Linked DNA regions of Homo sapiens: region 2 is linked to region 1. The links are chromatin loops, found by intact Hi-C in ENCODE. Cell type or tissue: PC-3. All regions are shown on one strand. Each heading gives the region's core, and the rest is flanking DNA. Links, peaks and the distances in the headings are about the cores only. Region 1 overlaps EYS (eyes shut homolog). Region 2 overlaps LGSN (lengsin, lens protein with glutamine synthetase domain).

What was found. A loop is a pair of places that touch in the nucleus more often than their neighbours do. Peaks named below come from ENCODE experiments on the same cell type or tissue, not always from the same donor. Only the 100,000 strongest peaks of a DNase experiment are listed, where the experiment ranks them.
Region 2: a loop joins it to region 1, with 13 times the contacts of the local background. A loop is called at or near these places in 12 of 110 quality-filtered maps.

Annotation. Positions count from the first base shown.
Region 1 is chr6:63,796,796-63,808,076 of GRCh38, forward strand. EYS (eyes shut homolog) reads right to left here. Exons shown (of 43, transcript NM_001142800.2): 37 at 9,395-9,577. SCAT8 (S-phase cancer associated transcript 8) reads left to right here and starts at 10,041. Exons shown (of 2, transcript NR_157848.1): 1 at 10,041-10,091. It also overlaps the pseudogene LOC100422587. RefSeq lists an enhancer at 3,351-3,420. In PC-3, for the core only: a CTCF peak has its summit at 6,037; a DNase peak (open chromatin) is centred at 7,666; H3K4me3 peaks cover 1,061 bases; H3K27ac peaks cover 3,538 bases.
Region 2 is chr6:63,302,195-63,313,475 of GRCh38, forward strand. All of the region lies in intron 1 of LGSN (lengsin, lens protein with glutamine synthetase domain), which reads right to left. Among named protein-coding and RNA genes, the nearest start is that of LGSN, 12 kb to the right of the region's middle. In PC-3, for the core only: a CTCF peak has its summit at 5,811 (motif pointing right); a DNase peak (open chromatin) is centred at 5,837; H3K4me3 peaks cover 348 bases.

The sequences.
Region 1 (11,281 bases), core at 1,558-9,557:
GTCTCTAGGAATAACTTCAAGTGTTTTAAAAGATATTTCCAAATGGATTAAGAAATTCTAAGTGACAAGTAAATTTTCCTTCTCCCTTCTTCCTTTCCTGTCAAGGCTGAAAGAGAAAATGTAAGAGGAGCCACAACGATGGTGCTGTGGTTCTCCCACCAAATGAATATTGCTTACAGAATGGCGCTTGATTACTGGTGGGAGTTCCCATCTGGAGGAATGTTTTGTGAAGATATTTTTGCAGCCATATTTGATTATAGTTCTAGGGCTTGTAATGCCTTTTGATTTCTGAAAGAAGGAAACGATCTTTTGATTAAATATTCTTAATATAACAAAATAATGATTCTGCGACAGAGACACCCAGATGAACCTAATTGAGTTTCAGTTGTCTTTTCAACTGGCTATGAGAGGGTATATTCAGTTTTTAGGAAGAAAGTGAAATTAGATATGAATGAAAAGTTAAATAAGTGTGAAAGGTCTTAGGAAAATTATAGAAGTTTATGCAATTAGAATCAAAACTAAAGTAAAACAAAAAATATATATCTAGGTCGATACGTGAGAAACAAGACCCAAACGAGTGAAAGTCCTTACTGCCGGAACAAGATGTATCGAGTGATATAGGATTCTAGACATTTGAGCCATTTTTATCCCATATTCAGTTACAGTCTCTACTTTAGGGGATGCTAAACTAAAATTAAGATGACTAAAGATTTTGGATTAACTCTTAAAGAGCATATAGTCTCTTTTTATCTTAGACCTGTATAGCTCCTGTTCATAGTGGCAAACTTTTGGCTTCCTGTTCTGTTGATGGGACTATTCAGTTATGGATATTCTAGGGTTTTGAGAGCATTAGAACCATGTACAGCCATGACCATGATGTTTCATCATTAGCCATTGAGCACAATGGATACAATATAGTGTCTACCTCATGGGATTAAAACCATTAAAATGTAGGCAATGTAGACTGGCTCTTTTTGTGGCCAAATTAATATGGTGTCCTGACTTCCATCTGTGCTAGTGAACAGACAGTGTGGAAGGGTTGATAGGAACAACAAATCCAGTGCTATGCTCAGAGAATATGAAAATGTGATAAAATGCATTTCTTGGGGCTACATATGGCCCACATTTTTATATCTCTTGAGCAAAAGGAGGTGAGACTAGAAAAAGTGGCAAATCTGTATCTCTCTTGCTGTCAGAGATGAGACTGTGAAAATAAGGGATGTAAGCACCAGTTTGTGGGTAAACTTAAATTTCCACAAGATGAAACCACATGGGCTTACTGCAAGTATAGTGTTCCCCTGTGAAATCAAGGTTACCCACTTTGAACCATCCTTAAGTGTATATTCCCTCTTCAGAAATACATTTGAAAAAAAGATGGGGGAAGATTTGCAAGTATCTGTATATCTTTGTCATTTCTAACCCTGTTTGAATACTAGTCACATGTGACAATTTTTATGTGTTTCTCAGTCAGTCGGGAAAGTGAATAGCTTAACTTCTTTTTAAACTATTTTAAAAGACTCAAATAATTTAAAACAGACAATTTTGACATTATAGTACAGGATATTTGATTCCATGAAAACCAAGATTTGATAATTTGAGGTTCTCAGGAAGAAAATTCTCATGATTTCTAGTCTTCCTGGTGTGATTACAGAATAAAATAATGAGCATTTTTCTGTTATAAAAAATTGAATATAGGCATACACTGTCAGTTTTGTTTATAAAATACCTCAGTGCTGTGCAATTGAACTATGTGTTACATTAGGGAATTGGCCATAGCCTGCTCTCATTCATCAGGCATCTTCCTTCTGCCTGATCCCTACCAGGGCTCTCTGAAGAACAGGCTGAGCTGATTGCTTCTGTGACACTCCCTGCTTCAATTTTCTTTTTCTGTTCTGTAGGGTGACATTCATTTCATTTTTTTTCCACAGGAAAATAATCAAGCTATATTTATGCACTCTTATTTCTGTTACAGTTTATAACTAAGGGCTTGAAGCAAACAAGAAATTATTTGGCAGAAAATATGAGGCAACCTTTCATAATTACCACAGCATAGAAGATCTACATGCTGGTGACTGACAGCTATGTGCATAAAGTGCTTAGGTGCATAGATCAAATTTCCAGGAAGTCAAATATATTTCTTCTAAAATATATATATATATGTATATGTGTATATATATATATGTATATGTGTGTATATATATATATATATATATATATATATATATAATTTTTTTTTTTGAGACAGTTTCACTCTTGTCACCCAGCTGGAGTGCAATGGCACGATCTCAGCTTACCACAACCTCCGCCTCCCGGGTTCAAGTGATTCTCCTGCCTCAGCCTCCTGAGTAGCTGGGATTACAGGTGCCTGCCACCACACCCAGCTAATTTTTGTATTATTAGTAGAGACAGGGTCTTGCCATGTTGGCCAGGGTGGTCTTGAACTCCTGACCTCGGGTGATCCACCCGCCTTGGCCTCCCAAAGTGCTGGGATTACAGACATGAGCCACCGTGCCCGGCTCCTAAATTTTTTTTATTACTGTATTATATAATTTTAATACAAACTACAGTTGAGATTTTAACTTATATTTCAATGATTCAAACAGTGCTACATGTTTCCCCTCCCCCTTCATTTAGATCAGATCCTAACTTCTTCACTACAATCCGAATCAATCAATGCCTACACAGCATTATTAGCTAACTAGGATAGCCTCTGTCCACAGAGAGACTTTCAGTTAGTGAAATAATAAATAAACATGTAATTATTGATTTTTCACCAACTATCCAGCACAGGAATGATGCAGCTGGGAATCCAAAAGAAATGGAAAGAATTTATGATTAATCTTGTTGAGGGACAAGATTAAGATTATGAAATTGCTGCTATTCTAATGCTTTGATTTATGAAAATGGTACCTTCATATAATTCAAAGCAGTGATTGTAAATGACAAAACAGTATTTAATTAGATACCAAATTATAGGATAAAACCACAAGTGCTATGTAGGCTTTGTGTAGGTAGAATATAAGAGATCCAAGTTTGTCAGAGAACATTACATGAATGAGTAGGTACTGGGAGAGGTAAAGAGGACTAGGGCAGGAATTCCAGGCAAGAGGAAGCTTGACGGTGGACTGAACGAGAGCGATGGATCTCAGGTAGCATGAACTGGTTGTTTATGCACTGTTGGAGTCGAGAAGCTGAGCCTGGGCGGGGGAGAATGGAACAGCAAATATCAGCTGGGCTGCTGTAGCACTAATTGTGGAGGATTGCTCAAAGTGAAAGGGAAGGATGAGAAACACATTGGAGGATGTGTTCTGTTCTCTGACGGTTCTCACTGGATGAGATTTCTACTTTCTGACTTCCACGTTTTCTATCACTTACGTATATCTTTGCATTCAGTGCTATTTATATTCCAGATACGTATTAGACATTGTGATAGAGGTTGTGTGTGCCAGACATGGTTCCTGGTTTAGTGTTGTTAATTAACAAAACTTTAAGTACCTGTGTTTTGCTTTTCTAAATTGATTGTAAGTTTTACCACATCAGGGACCATGCATTTTTATATTCATTCTTTAAAAAACTGTTGAGTATTTATATGTGACAGCCACTATTGATATAAAAGGAATGTAGTGGTTCTGGTTTGCAAGATATCCAGATAGTTTTTAAAAGGTATGAGAATTGTTACCAATGAACTGCAGTGAGATTAATTGTTAAATTTTTCTGGAAGAGGCTGGGCGCGGAGTGGCTCACGCCTGTAATCCCAGCACTTTGGGCGGCTGAGGTGGGTGGATCACCTGAGGTCAGGAGTTCATGACCAGCCTGACCAACATGATGAAACCGCGTCTCTATTAAAAATACAAAAAAACCTAGCTGGGCGTGGTGGTGGGTGCCTGTAATCCCAGCTACTCAGAAGGCTGAGGCAGGAGAATCACTTGAACCTGGCAGATGGAGGTTGCAGTAAGCCAAGATCCTGCCACTGAACTCCAGCCTGGGTGACAGAGCGAGACTCCGTCTCAAAAAACAAACAAAAATTTCTGGAAGAGTTAAAGACTCAAAGAAGAATGATCTTTTGAGTTGAGACTTAAAGGGCAGTGTTTTGGAGGCATGCCTATGAAGCATGGGTGGCTCAGGAAGGTGGAACAGCCTGCACAGAAGTGGGGGACACAGTCACATGACACAGGATGTACACATGTGCTAATATTGCCAAGTATGGGGTGGAATGAAACCAAAGGAGATTGTGCAAATGGGTAGGGGCTTGATAAGTGTCTTTGTATATTATGCAGAGGAGCTTAGGTGGTATGCTATGATGAAACATGTTGATTAGCTAAGAAATGTTTGGACTTGTATGTTAGAACCATCCCATGTAACAAAGAGGAGAATAGAGGGGAAGAAGGACATGACTGAGCGGAGAGACTAGAAATGAGGCTATTGCTATTGCAATAGTGTGTGACAGAGAAGCCAGGAGCAATGAGAATAGAAAGAAGGAGAAAAAAACAAAAAGTAACTGGAAAGTAAAATGGAGAGATCTTGTGTTTCATAGAACATGGGGGATGAAATGGAGAGAGACCAGGACCTCGTCTGTCTTGTTAATAACTGCTTCCCCAGCACCTAAAAGAAGGCCTTATCTAGGTGCCCAACCAATATTTGTCCAAATGAATGAAAGGGAAAAATTGAGATGATTCCTGGGTTTCTGGCTGAAGCAGAATGTTTATAACAGTTACCAACAGAAGGGATACAGGAGGGGAAGTCATGTATTCATCTGTGGACTACTGTGGGATATATAGGGTGGGTTCTAGAAGAGCCAGTCTCTAAGATGTACATTACAAGAGAGTGGAGGGCAGGAAAGGAAGAGAAGCTAATGAAGAAAACACCAAATATGACTGCAGAAGCATAGGAAGAGGCTTAGGTTAGGTAAAAATCATAAGTCAAAGGGACATTTTCATGATGAAGTGTTTGACAGGATATTTCCAGAGAGCTCAATGGTGGTGGCAGTATTTGGTGGCAGTATTTGCAAAATGAGTGTTCAGCTTTGAAAGACTCAGAGAAGACTATCATCAGTGTTGTCCCCTTGCTTTTTTATGGACATATCAGAAATTAGAGGTTGGCTTACTCAAGTTATTTTATAAACTCTGGGACTTTGTGCATCTCTTCACCTGAGGAAGATAAAGGCAGCATATGGTATGGTGATTTTTATAGTAACAACCAATATGTAGGTTAAAGATCAATATTACTAGGCAATAACATCTAAATGTATATGTACTACTATAATAACATTGACTTGGGTCATTTCTTCTATAGAATAGATAATTGTAAATTGTATGGTTAATAATAACGATATGTTTTAAAAGACTCACTTCTTTAATTCATAGCTTTATGCTATATAAATTGATGAATAATCCCTATATATGATATTATGGCCAATAATTACATACCTTAGTCCATACTTGCATGTGGTCTAATTTAGCTGGCTCCTGGAGATTTTCAGTAGTTGCCTTCAAATATTACTTGCATAAGGAGGGGAAGAGGAGGGAGAGCATTAGGACAAATACCTAATGCATGCGGGGCTTAAAACCTAGATGACAGATTGATAGATGCAGCAAACTACCATGGCACATGTATACCTATGTAACAAACCTGCACGTTCTGCACATGCATCCCAGAACTTAAAGTAAAATTAAAAAAAAAAACAAATATTAGTTGCATAAAAAGCACCTAAGATTCTTGATAAAATTTTATTTTATTTTATTCTAATTTTTGATTCAAGAAGGCCTGGGAACTAGAGTTTTAACAAGCACATTCATGTTATTTTAATATATGTGTGAAGAGCTCTTATTTGGAGAAACTCTATCTTAAATCATTACACAATATGTATATATTCAATATACATGATTCAATATATTGTATATTGAAACATCACGTTATACCCCATAAATATGTACAATTATTGTGTCCATTTAAAGAAAAAGCTCTTTAGTATGATTTGTATTTTTCAGCTGGTCTTCTTGCTCCCTCATGTGGTGCAATGTGCAACTGTATGTTTTAGAGCTCTCATTTTCAGTTTTTAGAAAATGAACTTCACAGTTTATCAATCTGTTATCTAACCTTTATTTAACCATGCAATAAACCTATAAATGCAAATGTAGAATTAGCATTAATTCCTCTGCATACAAAGCAAAATACTAGAGAGGACTAGAAAATGTCACATGTAAGATTTCACAATTTAGAAATGAGGTGGCTAAAACATTGCTTTATATTTTTTATGTGTGTGTTAAAGATTTTGAAGGAGAATTTGGTAGATGCGTACTAAAGGGTTTTGGTGGCAGTATTTCAGTATCATGGTCCAGGTGTTTGTCTTTTGCTTGGGTTCTCCCTATTTGACTCTATCAGGATTTAGAATATCTGTTTTGAAACAAGACAGACCTAGGGTCTGCAATATTCATTTGAAGTTTTCATTTGCCAGGCTTTTTTTTTTTTCAAATCAGAAGGGTTTAATTGATAAATATATGATAAGTGGTGTGCAGAGTAAAGGGTTAGGAGTAGGAATTCTTTATTTCCCTTCCTGCGCTATAGTGGGCACATTCATAGATATTTATTAAAACCATTGGAGAGAAGCTTTGTGGGTGATACAGTGATAAATCACCATTTCTATAAGTGAGAAGAGAAATTTAGAACTTTGCAGCCAGCCAAAGCCTGTAACAAAGGCTCCACATCCTAATGCAGAACAGGCTGTCCATGCTCAGACAAAGGGGAATTGATGGAAGAGTTGCGAGGAGGGGAACCGCTGGGGAAATACTAATAGAGGACATAGCATTTGAACTGAGAATCCCTAAGAATGACCACTCTTTAGGAATCCTTGTGAAGCTCTGTTGTGGACTTATATCTCATGCAATTATTTGTTCTTATTGTGGTTATTTTATTCATTCATTAAATACTGATTATGGTCAGACACTGGGCTAAGCATGGGTGTATAAAGTTGAACAGGGCTGACTTGATCTCTTTCTATGTAAAGCTCCCATTCTGTTAGTGAAAACAGACAAGAAACAACTATATTAAAAATAAATAAAAGGATACTAAATTAAAGTAATGGCAATGAAGGAAGTAAATAAGAAGCTGAGGTAGAGAATAACTTGGATGGGGTGGGACAAGACTTACTTTGGTGAAGGTGGCTACAGAAGGCCCTTTTGAGAAAAGATACACTACCGTGTTTATTGAGTACAATGATTTTTTTTCTTTTTCTTTTTCTTGAGACAGAGTTTTGCTCTTGTTGCCCAGGCTGGAGTGCAACACTGCAATCTCGGCTCACTGCAACCTCCGCCTCCTGGGTTCAAGCGATTCTCATGCCTCAGCCTCCCAAGTAGCTAGGATTACAGGTGTGCACCACCATGCCTGGCTAATTTTGTATTTTTAGTAGAGACGGGGTTTCTCCATGTTGGTCAGGCTGCTCTCAAACTCCTGACCTCAGGTGATCCACCCACCTTGGCCTCCCAAAGTGCTGGGATTACAGGCGTGAGTCACCGCGCCTGGCCGAGTCCAACAATATTTTAAGAGCTTCCCATGTATTAAGTTCGTTATTCCTCACAACGCTGTAAGGAAATACACTGTTACTATACTCATTTGATAGGTTAGAAAATAGAGGCACAAAGACATTAAGTAACTTGACACATAATTTGCACATGGTGGAGACTGATTCATGTCTACATCACCAGTCTCTAGAGCCTGCTCCCTTGACCACTATGATAGCTATTTCCTGTCAAGGCTGAGGAAAAAGCATGCACCAAACCTCTGAGACAGGAAAGCACTTGGTGGTTAAGGCACTGGAAGAAGAGCTGTAGGAGAAAAGCACAGAGATAGTGAGAGTGGCCTGGTTGTGTTCAGAGATGCAGACTGGGATCTGATCCTGAAGGCCCTTTGAGAACATGATAAGGAGGTTTGGATTGCATTCTAAGTGCAGTAAAAAGCCACAGATGGGTTTTAAACAAGGTTCAGACATGATCTAATAAACCTTTTAAGAGGCTAACTCTTATTACAATGTGGATAATTAATTGCAGGCAGGAAATCAGTAGGGAGACCAGTCAGGAAGAGGTCATGAGGTTTCAGCATAGGGATGGGGAAGAGATTCAAACAAATTTTGGAGGTAGAATGAATAGTACTTTACATGATAGAGTACCCCATCCTAGCAGACATGGTGGGAGTCTGAAATACCACATTTCATTTGGGGTGTAGGCTCCTTTCAGACATATGCTGATACAGAAAAGAGTGTTTGGTATTAAGAGACAGTCACTGATTGAGTTGAAAAAAACAGAATATGTTATTTACCCTAGCACCGTAGAACCACTGACAGCTGAGAGAAAGGTCTTTTTCTGTTACAATATGTTGATCTCACAGATGAAAACACTGAACTCAGAGAAGTTAGGTGATTAATTGCTTAACTGTTGATTGCAGACTTAAAAGTAAAACATAGGTAATTTTCCTTGACTTAGCACATGCATAACTAGTTTCTACTTAAGAGAGACAAATGTAAGTTATAAGTTGATTTCCCACCAATTCCAGGGCACTAGAGTACTTTGTTACAGGCTGAGTACTTTCTTAATTTCTTGCTCCTTTAATTTAGAATGGTTTTCTTTGAGGGCAACAACCATTTCCATTTTATAACACATGGAAAAATGAGAATTTCCCTTCTCTCTTCAGACATGGAAACAGAAAGAAACAGAGGAAAGGACAAATCAATAAACTTACTTCCCATGTGACTTGGTCACCTTCCCTGTCCTCATGTTTGCCTGTAGGAATTTTTTCTTTTGATTATGAAAGGTAGCTGATATGGTTAGGTTTTGTGTTCCCACGCAAACCTCATCTTGAATTGTAATCCCCATAATCCCCAGGTGTCAAGGGAGAGACCAGGTGGAGGTAATTAAATCATGGGGGTGGTTTTCCTCATGCGTTCTCGTGATAGTGAGTGAGTTCTCAGGAGATCTGATGGTTTTATAAGGAGAAATTCTCCCCTTTACTAGGCACGTCTTCCTGCTGCCTTGTGAAGAAAGTACTCTGCTTCCTCTTCCCCTTCCACCATGCTTGTAAATTTCCGGAGGCCTCCCCAGCCATGCTGAACAGTGAGTCAATTAAACTTCTTTCCTTTGTAAATTACCCAGTCTCTGGCAGTTCTTTACAGCAGCATGAAAACTGACTAATACAGTAGCCCTGATGCAAAGTAGAGCTTCAGAAAGGATCAGGGAACTGCTAAGTACTTTGGACTACAGCGAACATGCTCAAGGCAGAAAACAGGAGGAGGCTGCATCTAGGCAAAGGTCTTTTTTTTACCACAGCCAATTAGAGTGTCCCTGAGGAATCTCTAAAGTATTCTTAAAGGAGCGAGGCAAGTCCTAGAGGGTTCAGTTAATCTTACCATGGCCTTTCTGTCCAGTAAAAAATATCAAGTTATTTTGCAGTGCTGAGTGGTTGTTTGCCAGCTGAAACTTCAGGTGGAATTCATAATGGAAGCTGATGTCTGAGATCCGTGAATAAGCCAGGAATGAGGTGTATCCAAAGGCATCTGTGCCACTGAACCTTGGCTGAGTAATATTAATAGCTGTGAAAAAACCCAAACCAAACAGTTAAAATAAACCTGTACATGTATTTGTAAAGTGAGGGTTACGTTTTGCTGATGCATCTGGCCAGATAGTCTGTTTACTATTACATTAATTATACTTTAGTGCCCTTCAGCATTGAGCAACTAAGTGACTCAACAGGAAATTTCAAAACCAGAACAAAGGAAATGCAGTGTTTTGAGATCTTCTATATAATCCTTTCACTAGCATACTCTTTCTACATAATGGATAATTTACTTAAAAAGCAAACCCCTATATTTTGAAACTTAATTTTAGAAATAGAAAAGATTACTGGCAGCCAAACAAAGTATTTACTCAGGTGCCTCGTAAACATGATTTGGCATCCAAAACCTGGATATGACTTAGAGAGGAGCTCACACCTTTGAACAAACTGTGCTTTTCTAATCCTGCACCTTTATCTGAGCCAAAGCCCCAGGTCAGGGCTAGGAAAGTCAAGAAATAGGAAGGAAATCGGTCAGTTTTCTATCATCATTGGTGAGTGACCAGAGCTTTTCTTTAAGTAAAAATAATTGTCTAAAAGAAATGTTCATTATTTCTTTGCTGAGATGCTTCTTAAGTAATAAAAACATGGAATTCAATTGGTGTGAAAGTGTAGGGAGATTTATTAAAAACAGGAAATGGTAAAATTAGATGAAGTTCAAGGGCCAGTGTGAACAAAATAGAATTTAACTGAGGGTTGCTTCTTGTATCGAACTCTTCTCTTTCATTGTACTGTTTCCTTCATAAGTCTCCACTGGTTTTTTAAATCTCCTTACCCAAAGAGGACAACAGAAAATAGAAAGGGGATTTTGACACCCCATTCCTGTCTTTTATGGATGATGTCACCAGATTAAGGGATGTTCCTAGGATCTATTTTTATTGGTTGGGGACAGCTCGGTTGAGGAAATAAGAGCTTATGTTGTTTCCTTCTCAAGAGATGTTGGAACTCCAGGGAAGCTGTAAAATTAGAATTTTTACAAGCCTTAAGAAATATACTCACTCTGGTATGTAACACTTAAAAGAGCTTCTTATGTCTGTTTATAATTGTGTATACAGCAAATAATTTAGGAAAAATGATGCTTATTATCAAAGGCTTGTATATCTTTGTTTTATATGACTATTAAACTAAGATATTTGTGTGAATAAACTGAATACTTTGTTTTGATATTTTATTAAAATCTTATCAGTTTATTATGACTATTAAACTAAGATATTTGTGTGAAGCTGAATACTTTGTTTTGATATTTTATTAAAATCTTATCAGTTTATTCCCTGGGATGTGTGGCATAGGTTAAATGTAATTTTCTCAAAACTCACCAGAATGTGAAGTAGGGACTTTTGAGACATATTGCTTCTTATACTTATTTTTTAATCTAATGAAAACTTTATAATTTGTGTCCCTGAGATAATAACACTCTCAGGTATATCACTTTCAGTAGTACTATGGGGAGGGTGATTGAGGGAAATGAAATGTACTGGAGTTGAAACAGAATAAAAATACTGACCATCATTCAATGTTGGCATTAAAAACTATGAAAATAGAATTCAGTTAAATTTAATACTAAAATAGAAAAGGAATGACTATCTTTTGCTTTTAATATTTCTTCCTGTTAATAATTTACAACTGAGTCTACCTAAAGGTTACATTTAGGCTAGATTGACAAATACGTATCTCATATATATGG
Region 2 (11,281 bases), core at 2,053-10,052, 490 kb before region 1:
CTAATATTCTGATATGTCTTAGTATATGTTATCAGCAATAATTATGTTTATTTATGTTAAATTATTATAGGATACAGAAAGAGCCAAATTTCCTTGTCAATTGCATCTTTAACCATAACCATTTTAAGTCTTATTCACAGTTTATTAATTCTGATGAACTTTCTTAAAGCTCATTACAATCAAGTAAAATCCTAAAATGTTGTGTCCTCAAGGAGGTTCATGGAAAGGTTTGAAAGAATGCTCATAAACACTCTTGAACACAGGTTTCTGATAACTCTAGAATGATATACATTTGGACGGGATAGGAATACTAAAAGCTCTAATGAAGAAGTTGACCAGTTTATAAAATTGCCAACTTAAGTAGCACAAGAACTAATTGAATACCAAGGAAATACTTTAGCAGATTTCCATGCTAGATCAGCCAGTACTGATGTTGTTAAAATATGCAATTTGAATGAGGTTCATGGTTCAAGTCAAATTGCCTACAATAACCCATTTGATAAGCAGTGCTATGCACCTAAATTGAAGAAACGAAATTTGTATTTAAGATAATATGAATTCATTGTCGAGTGTGGACTCATGGAGAGTCTGGAGAGCTGCCTGGTCCTTCTCAAGTAATTAAAACTGCCATCATTGAAAGCTCTACACTCAGCCAGGCATGGTGGCTTTCGCCTGTAATCTCAGCACTTTGGGATGCCGAGGTAGGTGGATCACTCGAGGTCAGGAGTTCGAGTCCAGCCTGGCCAATATAGTGAGACCCCCATCTCTACTAAAAATGCAAAAATTATTCAGGCATGGTGGTGAACACCTGTAATCCCAGCTACTCGGGAAGCTGAGGCAGGAGAATCGCTTGAACCCAGGAGGCAGAGGTTGAAGTGAGCCGAGATTGCATCCAAATTATATTTTTAAAAATATACTGGTGTCATGACTATTCTAAGTTGCCAAAGTGGTTTATTTTGCTTTGTCAAATCCATAATCCTAGGAAGACAAAAAAAACTTCAGGTACATTTTTGCTACTTGATGGGCCATTTGAACATTTACAGATGGCTTCTATTCAATTGTCATTTGTAATGCATGTTTTCTAGTTATATACAAGCTTTCTCATGCAAGAAGGCTAATGCAATAACAATAGCTAAAATAGCTTAACGGTTATCAAGAAATGTGTTTCTCTCATGGAACATTCCTAGAGAAATCTCCAACAATAAAGGTACTTGTTTCACTGGACAAGTTGTAAAACATAAGGTGTTACAGCTATAATAGCATTAGGCAAGTCTAACTGAATGGACTGAATTGTCTTGGTCAAAGGTACTGCAGACTGATAACAATCAGTTCCTCTTCCAATCAAAACATGAGTTGACCATTTATGAAATAGTCACTGTAAGGCCTCTAATAATAGAACCTTATGTATCTTCTGCACCTAAATTCTTATATGACTAAATGCTACAATGCAGGCTTCAATGCATTGTGCCAAAGTGTATTTTCATTAGGTAAAAGGAGCTTTTTATGATCCACTGACTGGGTACAGTCAAACCCTTCATGGTCTAAAACTTAGAGACTGGGCCTTCTGGAAACACCATCAGAGAAAGACTTCCCTTGCCACTCACACTGCAGTAAAATACTGGGACCTTGAACCTTGAGTCTGGCCCATCCAGCCTCTTGAAACCAAACACTTGTTAGAGACCTTAAGGTAAAGCTAACCAGAGAACTTTCTCCCTTGAAGCAGATGGCATCCTAGACATAGAAAGCTTTCCCAAGATCATGGAACAAGACTTCTCTTCCATCGTGAGATTCTTAACCTTTCTTAACTTTTGCCTTGCTTATGCCTCTTGGAACAACACAGTGGGAAAAGGGGCCTATGTGTGTGAAGTATATTTTTATTTGTGTTAGATTTCACAGACAACCTTATACATGAGCAACCTTATCTCTTGATGGATGCAAGATGAAGGGCCAGTGTAGGCTAGGAATTTTAATGACACCTTTGTTACTCCATAATCAGTCAGAAACAGAACATCAGTCCACTTCTTTTAACGTACATCCTAGGTTAAATAAAACATTGCCAAGAGGCCTTCACCTTTCTAGATGGGCATCATTTGTTAGTTCCCTTTTTCTATGGCTTGGAGTAAATGAGGTAATGATTAGAAATGTATCCCTTACAGTAGTCTGTACAGCAGATTTTACTGCAAAACCTGTGGCTGTGCAGCAGACTTCTTTAAATTCTCTTGCTAAAGTTGTGCTAGATAATAAAATTGCTCTAGATTACCTACAGGCTGAACAGGGAGAAATCTGTGCAGTGGCTTACACTTCTTATTGTACATGAATAAATACACTGGGTTTTGTAGAGATTCAGTTACAAGAGATTAATGAACAGGCTGCTTAATTAAAACATGTAGACTTTTCATCTGGCTTATTCTTTGATCTATTTAACTTTAGTTGATTAATAGGAACTAATAGGAACCTTGGCTAAGGAGCATACTCCAAATTCTTGGTATGCTCCTGCCAGTCACTATAGTAGTCATTATCATTATCATTCTGACAGTCACAATAGTATTCTCCCTGGTATGCTATATTCTCTCCAAAGTTTTAAATGTTTGCAGACAGCCATGTGTAGAATGTCAGATGGTATCTTTGACTGGAATGACAAAATCTCAAAGAAATGCCTGATCGTGAAGACACTATAACCTATCAATAATGTGCTAAGACAGAAAACCCAAAATAATGGTAATAGGAAGTAGCACCAAAGCCCTAAGTTTTGGTCACACTCTCATCTAGGTGAGAACCTGACCAAAAGAAGAGAATTGTTAAACAAAATTATGGAAGACCATTGTTCTGGACTGAACTCTTGCATTAGACCCCAACAGAACAGACCAAATCAAAACAAAATCACTCATGCTAATACAACATAATCACAGTGAAACTTTAAGGAAGAAGATAGATTCCAAAACAGTACAGTTTTTTTTTCTTCTGAAAACAGGAGATCCCAGCATAATAAAGAGGTCCCCTCTGCTCTAACCCTTACAAAAAATTAACCTAAAGTAAACAATCAGGTTATTTTTCTCTCATTCTGTTTCCATATTCCCACCTTACAAAATCCACTGTACTGCTATTTCCCAGTGGAATTTGAGACCAAATAAGTCCATTTACAATGGTGTGAGAGTGACGTCAATGCCTAAGGTTTCAGTCAACCTCTCAATCTTAAGAGGTTGACCCAAAGGGAGGAATTGTTTACATAAAGCTACCTCCTTACATATCTTAAGTTTGGCCTAGAACTTTATAAACAGACTATAACCTACTCCTGTACCAATTAGAATTTCAGATGCCTGCCAATCACAGGCAGCCAACTGTTCAAACCATGTTCAAATAAGGGAAACTCCCAGCTGTAACTAATTCAGCTGTTTCTGTGACTCATTATTGTCTTCTGTACATCACTTTTCTTGTTCTGTCCATAAATGTTATCCAACAATGTGGCAGCTCCAGAGTCGCTCTGAACCTATTTTGGTTCTCAGGGAGGCCCAATTCTCAAATCATTCTTTGCTCAATCAAACTCTGTTAAATTTAATTTGCCTAAAGTCTTTTAAATAATATCCAGCCAGGTGGGGTGGCTCACGCCTGTAATCCCAGAACTTTGGGAGGCTGAGGTGGGTGGATCACTTGAGGCCAGGAGTTCAAGACCAGCCTGGGCAACATGGCAAAACTCCATCTCTACAAAAAATACAAAAAATTAGCCAGATTTGATGGCTAATTTGGTGTCTGTAGTCCCAGCTACTTGGGAGGCTGAGGCATAAGAATCGCTTAAACCCAGGAGGTGGAGGTTACAGTGAGCCAAGATCGCACCACTGCACTCCAGCCTGGGCAACAGAGTGAGACTCTGTCTCAACAACAAAAAAATAAAGTCTTTAAAATAATACCTATAAAAATATTAACATTTTAAAAGCATTGCCATATCCAGACAATATTTTATATTTCATCTAATACCCACAACATACAGGGAATATTTATTATCACCTACATTTTTTCCAAAGCAGAAATAACCCACAGGGGTTAGGTAATTTGTTCAAGGTCATATCTGAGGAAGAATAGGAATTCAAATCTAAGTATTTTATTTGAGGTGCTTCCTACATCACCATAGCTTGATAATTGACTTAAATGGAATTCTGTTTTTATTATATAGTGTGATCTGTGTAACTCATAAAACTTGTTCAACTTCTTCAATTATATATTCTTTTTCAATTGTATTTTTATAACTCTTTTCTGTATAAAAGCAAAACCCATCTTAATTCACATCACCACCAGTTTAACCTTCATTAGTCCCAAGAGTGAAGTTGTAACCTACTATGGATAAGGCAAAATCAAAGACATAAAAATAAACAAAACATAAAACATGATTCACAAAGAATATTACAATCTAGTAGAGGCAATAAAGTGTTGCTGTGGCAGTTAAGGGCCTCCATGTTGTAAAGAAAGAGATATGCTCAGGTTAGCCTAGTTCAAGGAGAGCAAACTCAAATAGCAGACAGATTACAAAAAAACACAATGGGCTGGAGGGCGAACGCAGTAGTTGATAGCCCTTCCCAGGAAGGAGCCAACACAGGAGTCCAGACAATTGTTGCCATATTAAAACGTGGCCCTCGTGTTGCCAGTTTTACAAATTTTCAAAACATGCCAGAAATCTGGATTTTTATTTGAAATTTCATGATTGTTAAATACTGCCAATTGATTTAAAATGTAAGGTAAGAAGTAAAGAAATAAACTTTCTCAACTACCACACAACTAGGTCTCAAAACTACCGGAATGCTGTTCAGAATATGCAGCAGCTCTAGAGATATGAGGCACAACTGTATCAGCAGTGACCACCTGTCTTTTCCCCAACAGTGGTATCTAGTGTGGTACTAAAGGGTGATGGTAAAAATATTTAGCCATTAGTACATCTAATAAAAATAACCAACACTTATATTGTGCCTATTATGTGCTAGATCTCTTCTAAATGCTTTGTCTTAATTTATTTAGTCTGAAAAATATCCCATGTGATAAATACATTACCATCCTATTTCAGAGATGAGAAAAATTGAGTCAAAGAAAGACTAATCAACTAACCCAAGCTCACAAGTCTCATAAGTGACAAAGCTCAGATTTGAACCCAGCCAGTTGGCTCCAGAGCACCAAGTACTTGGCACACTCTTAATGAACACTGTCACCAGGATATCCTCCCAACCATTGCTGGGGTGCTAGGAAGCTGTAGCAAGGTCCTGGAGGGCCTGTAGGGCCAGGTACTAGTTCTTTAACTCTTTAATTGATGGGCTGTGGACAGGTCCAAGAGCCCCAGGGAAATACTAGGACAGGTAGAAAAGTTTGGGTAGAGTGGACCATTAAGAGGCTCTTGTTAGCCACTGTTTACCAATCAGTTTAGAAATATTTGACCATTTATCAAGTACTCAGTGGTGCAGCTCTCCCTGGTGGCACCATTATGTTGGAAAAGCAATGCCTGATGCATGGTAAGTACTAAACAGAGGTCAGCCACAAATATTGCCTGGGCACTATGCATTACTGAGGATTTCTGGTGGAAAGATAACTCATTCTAGATTACCTCACAGGCCCTGGCCAGCCTAGAGGTGACTTTCATTGGGTCAGGCACTATTCCCTTATCTAAGAAGCTCCAGATTCTAAACACAATAAAATAGGGGAACCTCTCAGAATCATGAAGGCATATCAAGCAGTCCGAGGATTCTTAGAGTGGGGCAGTGTGATCCAAATAGCCTGGCTTGGACTCTACAGTAATGCTGTTACTACACAGGCAGAGTATTTCAGTCTTCAGATAGGCTAACCTTAAACAGAAGAGGGCGCATTTCAGCTGAAGATAGGGAGTGAGGTAAACCAGGCTGGAAGAATCATGAGCGTAAGTACAGATATGCAGTTTCATTTTGATTGCATGGCATAAATATATACATTTAATTCATGCTTAATTTGGACAATCCCAAATTTCTGCTACAACAGGTTGATTTTCATTCTTTTGATATTTTCACCAGAGCAGCTTTTCACAATTCAAAAATGTTTCCACTATCGTTTCGTCAGATGGCTTTTTGTCTCATACATGGGAATGGCCATAAAAAATGTTTCCTCTTACATTCAAGTTCATTACAAGACATTTTCATAATTCATGTTTTTCTCACCATGGTGATTCTTTTGAAATGGTGTTTATATGGTTTAATATAAGTTTATCATTTTGCATTTCAACTCAGTGACTTGATCAAATTAACTAAAAAACGCTTAACCTAAAGGAATACTGCCAAGCATTAAATGTAGACCCTAATTTGACCTAATAAATTTCTTTCCAATATAATAATGAGTTATTTAGGTTCTAAATATCAATGATTTTATTGATTTAGTTTTAATTTTCTCTAACAGTTACCTTTTTAATGTCAATACAAAAAAAAAAAACTTTTTTTGACCCCTATATAATAGTTATAGTCCGAGGTGTAGGCATTAATGCATTTACCAAACATCTGATTTTGTTAATGAGAGAGGTGCATGAAAACGCAAACAAGCAAATCAAAATTTCATCAAGTTTTAACCTCTGTTAGAAATAGTGGAAAAAGGGATCGATAATTATCAAACTTAAAAGAATATGTCAAAGAGGAAAGAATGTGCCTTCAGTTACCTTTAAGTGTGTTCTTCAAAGAAAAAAGAAAGAAAATGTGCTTAAAATATTTACAGAAGTGTTATTTCAAAGACTACATCACAAACTTGTATTAATTACTTTAAAAATATCCGTACCTATTAACCTTGTATTCCTACTCCTAGCAACTTGGTTTAAGAAAATAATCCAAGATACGTCATGTATGTTCAGTGCCACCTTCATTATAATAGTAAAAATGTGAAAGTAGCATACGAGAAAGTAGAAAGAGTTAAATACACGTGGCAATTCTTTTCAAGTGATTTACCATTTAAAAATAAGCGCTTCTGGCCGGGCGCGGTGGCTCACGTCTGTAATCCCAGCACTTTGGAGGCCGAGGCAGGTAGATCACCTGAGGTCAGGAGTTTGAGACCAGCCTGGCCAACATGGTGAAACCCCGCCTCTAGTAAAAATACAAAAATTAGCCGGGTGTGGTAGCGGGTGCCTGTAATCCCAGCTACTCCAGAGGCTGAAGCAGGAGAATTGCTTGAATTTGGGAGGCAGAGGTTGCAGTGAGCCGAGATCTCGTCATTGCACTCCAGCCTGGGCAACAGAGCAAGACTCTATCTCAAAAAGAAAAAAATAAAGCTCTTCCATTTTCCATCTTTTGTCACCTGGATTGACACAATTTTTTTCAATATCTTCTTTTTTGAAGTGTCTTTTTAAAACTGCCCATTTTTATAAGATTGTCTAGTGGGGTTTTTTTGGCGTTTTCCTTTAATTTTTTAAACTGACAGATAAAATTGTATGTATGTATACCACAAAATGTTTTAAAGTATGTATACATTATGGAATGGTTACATCTAGCTAATTAAATATGCATTATTTCACATACTTATCACTTGGTGATGAGAACACTTAACATCTGCTTTCTTAGAATTTTCAAGAAGGTATATTATTAGCTATAGCCACAATGCTGTGTATTAGATGTCTTGAATTTATTATTCCTATTTAACTGTAATTTTGTATTCTTTGACCAACTCCACAATTTCTAGCCATTCTCTGTGCATCCAATGTTACCCTTCTTCTATTCATCCTTCATACTACTGCCATGTTATTTTTCTATAACACAATTTTGGTTTTGTTATTTCTTTGCTGAAAATACCTCCACAATTCTCCCTTCACCTTCAGGGAAAACTCAAATTGGTATTCTCTAAGGCTCTGCATAATCCAGGCTCTCAACAATCTCTCCAGCCTTCACAGCTGGGAATTTTCACATACAAACCCTATCTCCATCTGTACAAAACTAGTTTTATCATTTCTTGGGGTCACACTGTTTCCTTCTTTCCTAGGCTCCTGTTGATTATCTAGCCTGTCCTGATAAGACAGTTACCTACTTTTCTGGCCACAACCAAAAATTAACCTGCAGGGTGGTTTGATGTAGCCATCCATTACAAAATGATTAATGTTCTTATTTGGGGACAGAAGGGCTACAAAAGGTGACCTAGATCTCCTTTCCTTTTAAAATGTTTATTAATTTTAATTGACAAGTAAAAATTATATATATTTATGGTATACAATATAATCTTTTGATATATGTATACATTGTGGAATGGCTAAATTAAGCTATTAGGATATATATTATCTCCCATTTTTTGTGGTGAAAACACTGAAAATCTATTCTCTCAGCAATTTTTATATATACAATATGAAGGTATGTCAAAAAGTTCATGGAAATGGAATTAAAAGATAAAAATATAAAATATAAACTTTATTTCTCAACATAAGCTCTATCAAGGTTAATATACTTTTGTAAGCAATCATAGCAGCCATTTAGTGCATCCCTTTAAAAATGAGGGTCCTGGAAGATAAACATATGAATGCGGTCTTTTTTACATTATTAACTAAAGAAAAATGAATCCCCTTTACAGATTTTTGTAAGATTAGGAAACAAAAGGAAGACAGAAGGAGCCAAATCAGTGCTGTAAACTGGATGCTTATGATCTCCCATCAAAATGCTCACAAAATTACCCTTGTTCGATGCAAGGCATGAGCAGGAGCATCATCGTGGTGAAGTAGAACTCTCTAGTGAAGGTTTCCTGGGCATTTTTCTGCTAAAGTGTTGGCTAACTTTCTCAAAACACTTTCCTAATAAGTAGGTCTCATTCTTTGGCCCTCTAGAGAGTCAACAAGCAAAATGCCTTGAGCATCTCAAAAAACACAATTGCCATGACGTTTGCTCTTGACTGGTCCACTTTTGCTTTGACTGGACCACTTCTACCTCTTGCTAGCCATTGCTGTAATTGTGCAGTATCTTCAGGATCATACTGGTAAAGCCATGTTTATCTCCTGTTACAATTCTTTGAAGAAATTCTTCAGAATCTTGATCATACCGGTTTAAAATTTCCACTGAAAGCTCTTCTCTTATCTCCAATTGATCTGGGTACAATGGTTTTGGCACACATCAAGTAGAAACTTTGCTGTACTTTAAGTTTTCAGTCAGAATTGTGTAAACTTAACTAACTGAGATGTCTATGGTGTTGGCTATTGTTTCTGCTGTTAATCGCCAGCCGTCTTCAATCAAGGCATGAACAATTAGGGCAAATTGATGTGGATGATCTGCCACTTCAGCCTTCATCTTCAACATTGTTTAATCTCTTCTCAAAAAGAGTCACCCATTTCAAACTGCTGATTTATTTGGAGCATTGTCCCCACAAACTTTTTATAAAGCATCAAGGATTTCACCATTCTTCCACCCCAGCTTCACCATAAATTTGATGTTCATTCTTGCTTTGATTTTAGCAGAATTCATGCTGCTCTGATACATGCTGTATTCAAACTGATGTCCTATGCTTAATGCCTCAAACTATATCCTGTTCAGACATGTCATAACAAATTAGCATGAATTTACTTTGGTTCAAAATATTTTAAAATCCACGCACAGTTTTTATAATACACATTTTCCATGAACTTTTTGAGGTCCTCTTATATATTATTATTAACTGTAGTCACCATGTGGTACAGCAGATCTCTTGAAACTACTCTTCTTTCTAAATAAAATTTTTTATTCTTTGACCAACATCTCCCCAATCCCTTCACCACCCACCCTCTGTTAACCACATTCTACTCTCTGCTTCTCTGAGTTCAACCTTTTTACACATCACATATAAGTGAGATCATGAAGTATGTGTCTTTCTGTGTCTGGCTTATTTCACTTAACATAATGTCCTCTAGGTCCATTCATGTTTTAACAAATGACAGAAAATTTTATTTGGCACTTAAGGGATCATAATGCCTGGGCTAAGCTAATTATTGCCTGTTTAAGGCTTCCTTCCTTTCAAAGGCTGAATACTATCCCATTGTGTATATATATCACTTTTTCTTTATCCATTCATCTATTGCCAGATGCTTAGGTCAATTCTATATCTTAGCTATTGTGAATAATGCTGTAATAAACATGGGAGTGTAGATATCTCTTCAACATACTGATTCCACACCCTTTGGATATATATCCAGTAGTGGATTGCTGAATCATATATAGTAGCTCTATTTTTAATGGATGATTGATGTTCTTAAGTCTCCAATGAAAGTAGAATCCTTATTAAACTTTCTGTCCCTTCAAATAACTCATAGTTATGTTGTCTTCATTATAATTGGTAAATTATATAGTATCCCTTTGGAGATCTCACCTAATGCTTCATTAAATAACTTTCAGTATCATTAAAGTAGAGCTTTCGTCCATGTATAAGTTTTTTTTCTCCAAACTAAAAGGCATTAATTACTTTAGTCCCAGGCATTATGATCTCTTAAGTGCCAAGTATACATTTAAGTGTCCCTTGTAGAATTGAGAAACACTACAGCTAGGTCAGGATACCATAAAACAAGGAACTATTTATATCTCTAATACCCACTTGGGTAATCTGGAGTAGAGATTACATTGATCTGAACTAGGAGAATAGCTCTGGAGAAGCGGGCGAAATGAGCATAGTGCAGACATACTTGGGAAGTGGATTTCGCAGCTTGGTAACTAGCTGGATATAGGAAGTGTCAGAGACAGAGGAATGAAAAATGACAACCACATTTCTGACTAGGAAACCCAAAAAGCAAAGACTTGAGAAAGGAAATTATGAGTTCTGTTTTGGGCATATGGAATCTAAGGTGATTGTGTCATCTGGAGGTGTCCAGCAAGCATTGACCATAAGGGTCAAAATGTAAAAGACAAAATGGAAGGAAAAAATAGCCTTGACAGTGGTTGGAATTATTAAGGGAAAGAACAGGGACTGAGAAAATAAGAGATGTAAAAGAGAACTGAGATGTTCATTTAAATGGTGCACAGTAAAAATAAATAAATAAATAAATAGAACTAAAAACCCACCATAGTTAATGAGTAAACATAAAAAGGAAGTACCAATGGACCATGCTGCTGAAATGATAAATAAGATTGTTATTAATACTTGCCCTTTGTATTTTGCAACCCAAGTCACTGGAGGCCTTGGTAAGGACAGTCACGGTGGAAGCATGTGAGCAGCAGCTAGATCCAGTGAGTTGAAAAGGAATGTGAGTTGTTTAGCCCAGGATCTACACCCAGCAGGCACACAAGAAATATTATCAAATGAAAATATGAAATACAACTCAAAAGTATGAAGTAAAGAAGACAGAAAATATGTCTACCAG